Regions from separate parts of the Homo sapiens genome. Here region 1 is linked to region 2. A link is a loop called in an ENCODE intact Hi-C map of the cell type or tissue named here. Cell type or tissue: dorsolateral prefrontal cortex. All regions are shown on one strand. Each heading gives the region's core, and the rest is flanking DNA. Links, peaks and the distances in the headings are about the cores only. Region 1 overlaps UBE2H-DT (UBE2H divergent transcript). Region 2 overlaps UBE2H (ubiquitin conjugating enzyme E2 H).

Region 1 (5,376 bases), core at 271-5,270, 100 kb before region 2:
AGAATGAAAGTCCCCTGCCCCTTCTGGCCCTTGAGGGGCTTTCTACTGGAGGGACCATTTGTGGCATAGTTGGCAAGGGCACCCAAGAAGGCCAGAAGGGGACGCCCATGGGTGGGGACAGGAGGCACAGGAAGCAGTGTTTTAAGGTAGTGATCCCACAGGCCTAAGAAGGTGGCTCTGTTCCTCCAAGGAGTACTAAAGAGCCATCATAAAACAGTACTGACCGGGCGTGGTGGCTCACACCTGTAATCCTGGGAGGCCAAGGCAAGTAGATCACTTGAGGTCAGGAGTTCGAGACCAGCCTGGCCAACAGAGTGAAACCCCATCTCTACTAAAAATACAAAAATTAGCCAGGCATGGTGGCATGCACCTGTAATCCCAGCTGCTTAGGAGGCTGAGGCAGGAGAATCGCCTGAACCTGGGAGGCGGAGATTGCAGTGAGGCGAAATCGTACCACTGCACTCCAGCCTAAGCAAGAGTGAGATTCTGTCTCAAAAAAAAAAAAAAAGAAGACTGTCCTAGGGGACTTGGGATATGCAAGCTATGTGTGCTCAGTGCTCAGCACGAGGTGGTGACCTGGCGTTGGGGAGGCCCGAGCTGGAATAGGGAGCCTGGCTATCTGGGTGCCCCACCCTGGTAACTGACCTTGGGCAAGTCAGTTTCCATTTCAGTCCCTTTATCTTTGTTTTTGTTTTTTTTTTTTTGTAGAGACAAGGTCTCACCATGTTGCCCAGGCTGGTCTCAAACTCCTGTGCTCAACGATCCGCCCACCTCACCCTCCCAAAGTGCTGGGATTACAGGCATGAGCCACCGCACCTGGCGTTCAGTCTCTTTATCTGTCCAGTGGGGTATTAACAAGTATCTAATGTTCAGAACAACATTAAGACGTTCAGAACATGTCAAAGAACCTTTGGAAGAAGTTTGAAACTCTCTCTCACACCCCCCACATGAGGTATAACTTGGTTTGGGCATGGGGGGGTGCTCCTCCAGGTGGGAAAGGTGGCTGGCACCTGAGTCAAGAACAGGGTAAGAGCAGAAGACAGAGGCAGCATGGAGAGCCAAGGACCACAGAAGAATGCCCTGAGAATCAGGCTGCCAGGCACCTAGGCTGTGGGTTGGAAGCAAGAGGGCCATCGGGTGGTGACAGGCAGAGGAAGTCCTTTCTCTCAGCTGCTGCCATCTTGCCTTCTGCAGTCCTGTGGCCCGCCTGGCCTGCCACCCGAGGAGCAGGAGGTTTAGGCTCCGGCTGTGCCCCATCTCTGAGCTGGAAGTGAGCAGCAGAGCCTGCAGACTGTGCAGGACAGGTCACCGCATCTGAGGCAACGGAGACAAGGCTTTGAGAAAGAAGCCTGATGCTTGCCCCCTTGACTGCCGGAGAGGGAATTTAGTGCCACCCAGGGTCCCCAGATCTTCACCTGTGTCCAAAAGCCAATCTGTCATGGACAGTCACCATGGTCACCATACATCCGGTTCTCTGTCTCTGGCTTTGGCTCCTACTAGCTGACCTCACCTACCTCAAAGTCACTTGAGAGAGTCAAAGCTGCTATGTGTCTGGGTGCCCCAAGAAACTGAGTTCCTTGTCTATGTGGGGATGATAACCCCCTCCCCAATTCAGTGCCCGACCTCATCAGTGCGCCCCAAAGCTGCAGTGCACCGTCCAAGTCTCCAAACCAGTTGTGAACAGTCAGGTTAGCTTCCGATCCTTACCCCCAAACCCCGGGGACTGAATGGAGGCCAAGGATCTACAGGGGAGGGGACACCTTCCTGGTCAGCCATCCTTGGTGAAACCCCATCTCTACTAAAAATACAAAAAAAATTTAGCTGGGCATGGTGGCATGCGCCTGTAGTCCCAGCTACTCCGGAGGCTGAGGCAGGAGAATCACTTGAACTCAGGAGGTGGAGGTTGCAGTGAGCCGAGATCACACCACTGCACTCCAGCCTGGCAACAGAGCGAGACTCCATATCAAAAAACAAAACAAAACAAAACAAAACAGACACTCATTGGAACTTCTCAACCGCTCCTTTCCCCTCCACCACATGACCTTCCTGTGATGGCAGCCCTGGCACTCAGCAGGTGCCTGGTACAGAGAACATGCTCAGGAAATATTTGTTACCTAAATGAACAAATACATGTTTATCATCAATGTAGGAGTTTGGAGGCGGAGCTAACTTTGCCTTGCAACCTTGGCCTGGGGACGAGGGCTTCCATTCTGGTCCCTTGAAGAACCTACTTTGAAAGGGGTCCGGAAGACATGACTGGCCTCCTCTTGATAAGAAGAAGGCAGACCAGCATAGGCAGTGGAAGGGGAAAGCAGCTGGAGATTGGAAAGAGGAAATTTAGAGCTATGCTTAGGCTAAGAAACAAAGAGCAGGACTGTGTGCCCCAGCAAGCATGTGGCCTGACGTTGATAGCATTAGGAAAATTTTGGGCCAGGTGCGGTGGCTCACACCGGTAATCCCAATACTTTGGGAGGCCAAGGCAGGAGGATCACTTGAGTGTAGTTCAAGACCAACCTGAGCAACATAGTGAGACCCCATCTCCATAAAAAATTTAAAAATTAGCCATTGCACTCCAGCCTGGGTGACAGAGACCATGTCTCAAAAAAAAAAAAAAAGCACATTTTCACATAACATACACTTCTGTAGCTCTTCTCCATCTCATTTGTTCTCAACATGGGAGAGCAAAAAGAGAGAACTGACATGGAAACCCTTGGGTTTTTTTTTCTGTCTTGTTTGAGACAGAGTTTCAAAAAAGATAAAAGCCTTGTCCAAAGACTACAAACTTGTCGCCCAGGCTGGGGTGCGGTGGCGTGATCTTGGCTGACTGCACAACCTCCACTTTCCAAGTTCAAGTGATTCTCCTGCCTCAGCCTCCCGAGTAGCTGGGATTACAGGCGTGCACCCCCATGCTTTGATAATTTTGTTTTTTTGTTGTTTTTTTTTTTTTGAGATGGAGTTTCACTCTTGTTGCCCAGGCTGGAGTGCAATGGCATGATCTCAGCTCACTGCAACCTCTGCCTCCCAGGTTCAAGTGATTCTCCTGCCTCAGCCTCCCTAATAGCTGGGATTACAGGCATGCACCACCACGCCCGGCTAATTTTTTGTATTTTTAGTAGAGACGGGGTTTCTCCACGTTGGTCAGACCAGACTGGTCTCGAACTCCCAACCTCAGATGATTCGCCCGCCTCGGCCTCCCGAAGTGGTGGGATTACAGGCGTGAGCCACTGCACCCAGCCTAGTTTTGTATTTTTAATAGAGGTGGGATTTCACTATGTTCGGAAGGCTGGTCTCGAACTCCTGACCTCAGGTGATCTGCCTGCCTCGGCCTCCCAGAGTGCTGGGATTACAGGCATGAGCTACTGCGCCCAGCCCCCGTTTTTTTTTTTTTTTTTTTTTTTAATTAAAATAAGGATAACTAACCTTGTTTGGAGCTTTATAATTCACAAAACCTATACAAAAGCGTTGTCTCATTTGATCCTATGATACCTCTACAGAATTAGGTCAACAGACATTATTCTCAACTTTCTTTTGCAGATGAGAAAATTTTGAACTGCAGAGTCAGTAAACCAAGTAAGATCTCTAACCCAGGTCTATCCAACTCAGGGCTCTGCACTCTTTCTGCTATAGTTTACTTTTTGTTGATTGCATTAACACTATTACAACTTAACAACCAGTAATTAAATAAAAAGGTAGAGGGGGGATTTTTTGTTTGTTTTGGAGGGTTTTGTTTTTCTGGAGACAGGGTCTTACTCTGGTGCTCAGGCTGGAGTGCACTGGTGCAATCATAGCTCACTGCGGCCTCGAACTCCTGGGCTCAAGTGATCCTCCTGCTTCAGCCTCCTGAGTAGCTGGGACTATAGGACCACAAGCACGTACCACCACGCCCGGCAGAAAAAGATAGTTTGAAAAGTATCTTGTAAAACATAAGGCTTTGGCCAGGCACGGAGGCTCACGCCTGTAATCCCAGCACTTTGGGAGGCCAAGGCGGGCAGATCACCTGAGGTCAGGAGTTTGAGACCAGCCTGGCCAACATGGCAAAACCCCGTCTCTACTAAAAATACAAAAATTAGCCGGGCATGGTAGCAGGCACCTATAATCCCAGCTACATGGGAGGCTGAGGCAGGAGAACGGCTTGAACCTGGGAGGTGGAGGTTGCAGTGAGCCAAGATTGTGCCACTGCACTGCACTGCAGCCTGGGCAAGAGAGTGAGAGTCTGTCTCAAAAATAAAAATAAATAAGGCTTTATTTATACATTTAAAAATTTGTTGGCTGGGCACGGTGGCTCATGCCTGTAATCCCGGCGCTTTGGGAGGCCGAGGTGGGTGGATCACAAGGTCAGGAGACTGAGACCGTCCTGGCTAACAGGGTGAAACCCCGTCTCTAATAAAAATACAAAAAATTAGCTGGTCGTGGTGGCGGGCGCCTGTAGTCCCAGCTATTCGGGAGGCGGAGGCAGGAGAGTGGTATGAACCCGGGAGGTGGAGTTTGCAGTGAGCCGAGATCTTGCCACTGCACTCCAGCCTGGGCTACAGAGCGAGACTCTGTCTCAAAAAAAAAAAAAAGAAAGAAAATTTGTTTTAGGCTGGGCACGGTGGCTCATATTTGTAATCCCAGCACTTTGGGAGACCAAAGTAGGAGAATCACTTGAGCTCAGGAGTTCAAGATTAGTCTGGGCAACATAGCGAGATCTCATTTCTACTAAAAATAAAAAATTAAAAAATTGGCCGGGTGCGGTGGCTGACACCTGTAATCCCAGTACTTCGTGAGGCAGAGGTGGGCAGATCACCTGAGATCAGGAGTTCGAGACCAGCCTGGCCAACACGGTGAAACTCCGCCTCTACTAAAAATACAAAAATTAGCTGGGCATAGTGGCACGCGCCTGTAACCCCAGCTACTCAGGAGGCTGAGGCAGGAGAATCACTTGAACCTGGGAGGCGGAGGTTGCAGTGAGCGGAGATCGCGCCATTGCACTCTAGCCGGGGAGACAGAGCAAGACTCCATCTCAATAAATAAATAAATTAATTAAATAAATAAATAAATAAATAAATAAATATAAATAAATAAAAATATTAGCCAGGTGTGGTGACAGGTGTCTGTAGTCCCAGCTACTTGGGAGGCTGAGGCAGGAGGATCACTTGACCCCTGAGATTGAGACTGCAGTGAGCTATGATTGTGCCACTGCACTCCAACCTGGGTGACAGGAAAAAAAAATTGTTAATGAAATTGAGATACAGCACACAGTCAAAGCTACTTCTGGTCCATATGAAATCTATCTAGCAGAGCAAGGACTGTTTGTATGGTGAGCAACCTGCCCAGCTGCACAGACGTGTGAATTATTAGGGGTGAGGTGGGGAGGCAGCATGAGATTTGAAGTCA
Region 2 (5,376 bases), core at 252-5,251:
TCATTTAGCACCATATCCAAGCCAAACCTCGTATAGAAATTACACAGTGGTGTGCTGGTGAATATTGAACAACCACCCTGGGGAGGGGGATAAAGCCCTGATTTGTAATGTTTGCTGATTTCTGAGGTATAAATACTCTATCATGGCTGGTTTCAGGCTACTAGTGTTATGTTGCTGAAGTTGGGAAAAAATGTGTATAATCAGCTGGCTTGAATTAATCTCAGCTATCAAATATTCAGGATTTTACAGCCTGACTTTTTTTCCAGCCTGTATTTTAATAATCTGCTTATTCTTGTCTTTATCTTTGTCCTTTGTTTTGAAAAAATTGGTCTTCCTGAGGTATAATTTATATGCAGTAAAATTCAGCAATTTTAAGTGTATACATTTGATGAGTTTTGACACATGTATACCTCGTCACAATGATGATATTCCATTAACCTTTCTATACACAGTTGCCAGATTAATTTTCCTAAAATTGTGCTTTGCATCCGTCATCTACCTCGGCATAAAACCTTCACTGGCTATGTACTGTTCATAGGATAAAGTACAAAATGCTGTGGTCTGGCTCTCTACCGTCTTGCTTTTTGTCTACTTATCTGCTTTTATCTACCACAACCCGGCTACATGAACCTCTTATTGCAATAAAACTGATCAACTGGTTCTAGGCACAGTTGCTGCATCTGTGCCTTTGCTGTCAGCTGTACCCTGCCTATGATATTCCTTGGACATCATATTCCTTCTTGACTGCTTGGCCTTTCCTTAAAGTCTGGCTCAAGCCCCATTTTCTTACACGATCCAGGCTTTACTGATTACTTCTGCATCCCGACAGCTGTCATACCGCTTGTTTTGGCACTTAACTATCGCAACTTGTATTGAAATTCCAGAGGTGTTTTTTGGAGTCATTTGATCTTACCCAACAAAGTTGTAAACTATGATGGGGTAGGAAACGTACAACGGAGTTTTTAGCACTTTGCTCAAAAAAAAACAAGAACACCCCCTAATAAATGGCTTTTGATGATGATAAACCTTTAAGCAGCTCTTCCAACTCAGTGAGTCGCAAATTCAGTAACACTACTGGGGAGAATAGTACTCTGTTGTACCATTGACGTAGAGACTGAAGGTTTGGTCTGTCCCAGAGCATAGATGTGTAGTAATGTCTCTCAAAACTAGTATTAGTCATTAAAGTGCACATTGGAGATTTTATCTCTGCCTTGAAAATTCATCCAAAGGTAGTTAGCTTCATGGACTTTGGACTTTTGGCACGGATTAAGCGTTTAAAGTAGGTCTCCAAAGAAACTTCTTTGTTTCTCTCAACCAGCTTTATTGCACTTTTTGAAGTACTGGTAAGAGGTCAGGAGGGTGTATCTCATTGGTTTCCTTCCTGTCCCAGGAAGCCATGTTACGGTATTCTGAAAGAACTTTTTCTTTTTCAGTAACTTTACTATAAGCAAATTTTTTTTTCTTTTTAAAACTTGAATTTTCTCTGTAAGACATTGCATACTTGTTGAAAGCAGACATTAAATGATAACCTAACAAATACTTAACTTAATTCTAGATGCCTATCTGTTTCTCAGGATACCTTGTAGGTTCCTCTTCTCTTAAATACTGGCTTTACTCAGGGCTGGGCGCGTGACTCACAACTGTAATCCCAGCACTTTGGGAGGCTGATGTGGGTGGATCACATGAGGCCAGGAGTTCGAGACCAGCCTGGCCAACATGGTGAAACCCTGCCTCTACTAAAAATACAAAAATTAGCCGCATGTGGTGGCACACACCTGTAATCCCAGCTACTCAGGAGGCTGAGGCACAAGAATCGCTTGAACCGGGAGGTGGAGGTTGCAGTGAGCCAAGGTGGCGCCACTGCACTCCAGCCTGGGCAACAGAGCAAGACTGTCTCAAAAAAAAAAAAAGAAAGAAAAAAAAATGGCTTTACTCGGGGTTTCACAGTTCATCCTTATCTCTTGGTAGTTAGTACCCTATTCTTGAGTGATTTCATCTATTATTGCCTGAATGTGTTTTTAGAATAAAAATTCCATATCTCTTGAGCTCTGGTCTTGGATGGCCAAATGCCTACTGGACATCTTCTCTTTGCTGCTTTTCAGAGACCCCAGATTCAACATGTCCTAAATGGAACATCTGTATAAGTCTTTTTTTTTTGGAGACAGTGTCTCGCTCAGTGGCCCAGGCTGGAGTACAGTGGCACTGTCATAGCTCATTGTAACCTCTAACTCCTGGCTCCTGGGCTCAAACCATCCTTCTGCTTTGGCCTTCTGAGTAGCTGGGACTGCAGGCGTGAGCCGCTGTGCCTGGCCTCTCTGTAAGTCTTAGGCCCTCTCTTATTCCTCGATTGCTGAATGGTATTACCATCAGCAATACCAGGATAACTCAACTTGAGATAACTCAAGCCAGAAACATTGGAATCATCCTTGGCTTGTCCCTCTTCCTTCTCTTTCTGTGTCTGTGAGGTTCACCTCAAACATTTCTTACAAAAATCCTTTTCCTCCTCTGTTTTGAGTTCTGGCCAACCTTATCCTTTGTTGGGAAGGGGACTCCCCTGCCTTCCAAGCATCTAATTTGTGTACTAAGAGCAGATCTACTTCCATGGCATCAGATGAACCAAGCTCATAAGTCTGAAAGGTACAACTGGAAAACCAGCATATAATTTTAATTGTGTACCAGTGTTTCTGGTCTCTATAGGTAAACATAGCTGGGATCCCATACTATCATTGGAAAGAAGGTTATTCGAGAAGGCATTAGAACAAAAACAATGAGATGAATCAAATGTATAATGGTCTGACACAATCTGATGATACCACCATCTCATCGTAGATCTGTTGTGACCAGAAACCTCATGTCTATGAACAAAGACTCCTTTTCTCCCCTATCTAGTTGCTTCAGTGGCCCCTGCCAGTCTTTCTTTTTCATTCTTCTTCTGAGCTTGCAGGGGTGACCCTTTTATGAGATACCTTAATCCTTTGCATGTCTGAATACATTGATTCTGGCTGTACTTGAATCTTGCTATGTGGAAAACCAGATTTTCTCTTTCAAATGGCTTGTACTCCCCTCAGTCATTGTGTGTTGATCTCGAGTTGAACTCTGAGGGGCCATCTTACTTCATGTCCTTGGAAAAAACTTCACTGTAGCTGCCATATAAGAGCAAAATGCTAATCTCCCATTGCATTTAGCCAGCATCACCACCTCTTGAAAACACCTTTGGCTTCCCCACCTCCTGGATTAGGACAGGAGCACCTTCAGTGTGCCTCTTCAGCACTGCTGAGTAACCCTCATATCACTCTTAACTGCCTCTTTGGTAGTTTATTGATTGTTCATTTCCCCACTAAACTTGGAGCTTTCAGAGGGCAGATGCTCTCTTATTTCCAGATCCTACTGTCTAGCGTAGTGCCTGGCACCTACTCACACTATTCATTTAACCAGTTTCTGTTGAGCATCCACTGACACGTAGCCGAGGCTAGTCACTCAGCTACATGTCAGGAATAAAGGCAAATAAGGTTCTTGCCCTCTTGGAAGTCGAATTTCGTTCGAGGTGAGGGAGGATATAAAAAGACAAAATAGTACTCATGATAAAACCTACAAGGAAATAGACAATAGAATGAGGTAGAGAATAATTGGGATGGTCTGTTGGGCATGTACTTCAGGTGATCGGAAAGGTCTCTAAGGAAGTGCCATTTAGACACACCATAAAGGCCTGGTGCAGTGGCTCACACTGTTAATCCCAGCACTTTGGAAGGCCAAGGCAAGAGGATCGCTTAAGGCCAGGAGTTTGAGACCAGCCTCGCCAACACAGCGAGATCCCCATCTCTATTTAAAAAAAAAAAAGACACACCTTAAAGGATAAGAATCAGCAAGCTATCTGTCAAAACAGGGAAATCAGGGCTGGGCAGAAGAAATAGCCATTGCAAAGGCCCTGGGGAGGAAGAGAGCTTATTGTGTTTGAGGAAATGAAAGAAGACCAGTGTATCTAGAAAGGTAAGAGAGGAAGAATGTGGCAGACTGAGACCGTGTCAGGCATATTGTGGGCTTGGATGAGTGAAATTAGACAGCTGTCGATACAGTGAGTGATTCACATACTTTAGATTTGTTTGGAACTAGCACTGTTATAAATTGGGATTCTAAATGTTAATTTTGCACATTCTTTTCTGGAATGTTAATACTCAAAAAATAACGATTGAAAGATAACCTAGAACTTATTATTTTTTAAGAGACAGGGTGTCACTCTATTGCCGAGGCTGGAGTACAGATGCCAGCATAGCTACCTGTAGCCTTGAACTCCTGGGCTCAAGGGATCCTCCCATTTCAGCCTTCTCAGTAGCTTGGATAACAGGTGTGTAACACTGTGCTCAGCTAGTTTTGTTTTGTTTTTTAAATAATAGAGATGGCGTCTTGCTTTGTTGCGTAGGCTAGTCTCAAACTCCTGGGCTCAAGCAGTCCTCCTGCCTTGGCTTCCCAAAGTGCTGGGATTACAGACGTGAGCCACCACATGCAGCCATAGTTTTAAAATTTTTGTAGATATGGCGTCTTGCTGTGTTGCCCAGGCTGGTCTCAAACTCCTGGCCTCAAGTGGTTCTCCCACCTGGGTCTCCTAAAGTGTTGGGATTACAGGCATGAGCCACTATGCCTGGCCGAGAATTTCAGTCTTTATGTGAAATATATCCTACAATTACAGACACTCTTAGGATGTTCCTTTTCTTGTCTGAATTCCTATCCCTCAGGAGCCTGGAATAAAGCTATATTGAGAGTTTTCTGTGTCTTATTGAGAATTTTCACATAGTCTTATTAACCGTCGTTGCATTCTGCTGGTTGATCTATTTTAGCACAACTGTTGAAATAAATACTGTTCATTTAATGCCACATCCTTATCTGAAAATCAGTTCAAGGATAAGCACAGCTGAGTCATTTAAGCTTATATGAGTACAGTTTTTGAACTTTGTGGATTGTGCTTTAAACTAGTGTTTAGATTCTCTGTAGGTGCAAGGCTTCTTTCCTCCCTTGCTCTCACACATTCTGTGCCCTTGGCTGCACTAGGTTGCATATGCATTATTGAGGTTAATGGGAAGCCAAATGCAGAGCAGGGAGCCACAGTGAGTAGCAGCTCTACGACTCAATAGCAGTCCGACCTTGGACGGGGTTGCAGCCCGACAGTGTATTCATTTTTTATAATGGAAACAATACTTGCATGATAGGGTTGTTGAGAGGATTAAACGATGTAACATATGTAAGACACTAACACCTCTTGATAGAGGCTTGGTAAATATTTGGCACCTGTTAATCCTCAGTTTCCCCGTAGGGTAAATATGCTTATCCCCACTTTTGTAAATGGTGGGGGGAGGCAAGGCTTAGAGATCATTTCACTTGCCT

Evidence for each region. A loop is a pair of places that touch in the nucleus more often than their neighbours do. Peaks named below come from ENCODE experiments on the same cell type or tissue, not always from the same donor. Only the 100,000 strongest peaks of a DNase experiment are listed, where the experiment ranks them.
Region 1: it touches region 2 in a loop (2.0-fold over the local background); 4 of 110 quality-filtered maps call a loop at or near these places.

Annotation. Positions count from the first base shown.
Region 1 is chr7:130,002,834-130,008,209 of GRCh38, reverse strand. The region is part of intron 2 of UBE2H-DT (UBE2H divergent transcript); the gene reads right to left. Among named protein-coding and RNA genes, the nearest start is that of ZC3HC1, 46 kb to the left of the region's middle. RefSeq lists enhancers at 711-1,211, 1,212-1,712. In dorsolateral prefrontal cortex, for the core only: no CTCF peak of the experiment used is centred there; no DNase peak of the experiment used is centred there.
Region 2 is chr7:129,902,747-129,908,122 of GRCh38, reverse strand. The region is part of intron 1 of UBE2H (ubiquitin conjugating enzyme E2 H); the gene reads left to right. Among named protein-coding and RNA genes, the nearest start is that of UBE2H, 48 kb to the left of the region's middle. RefSeq lists an enhancer at 3,681-3,730. In dorsolateral prefrontal cortex, for the core only: no CTCF peak of the experiment used is centred there; no DNase peak of the experiment used is centred there; H3K27ac peaks cover 1,311 bases.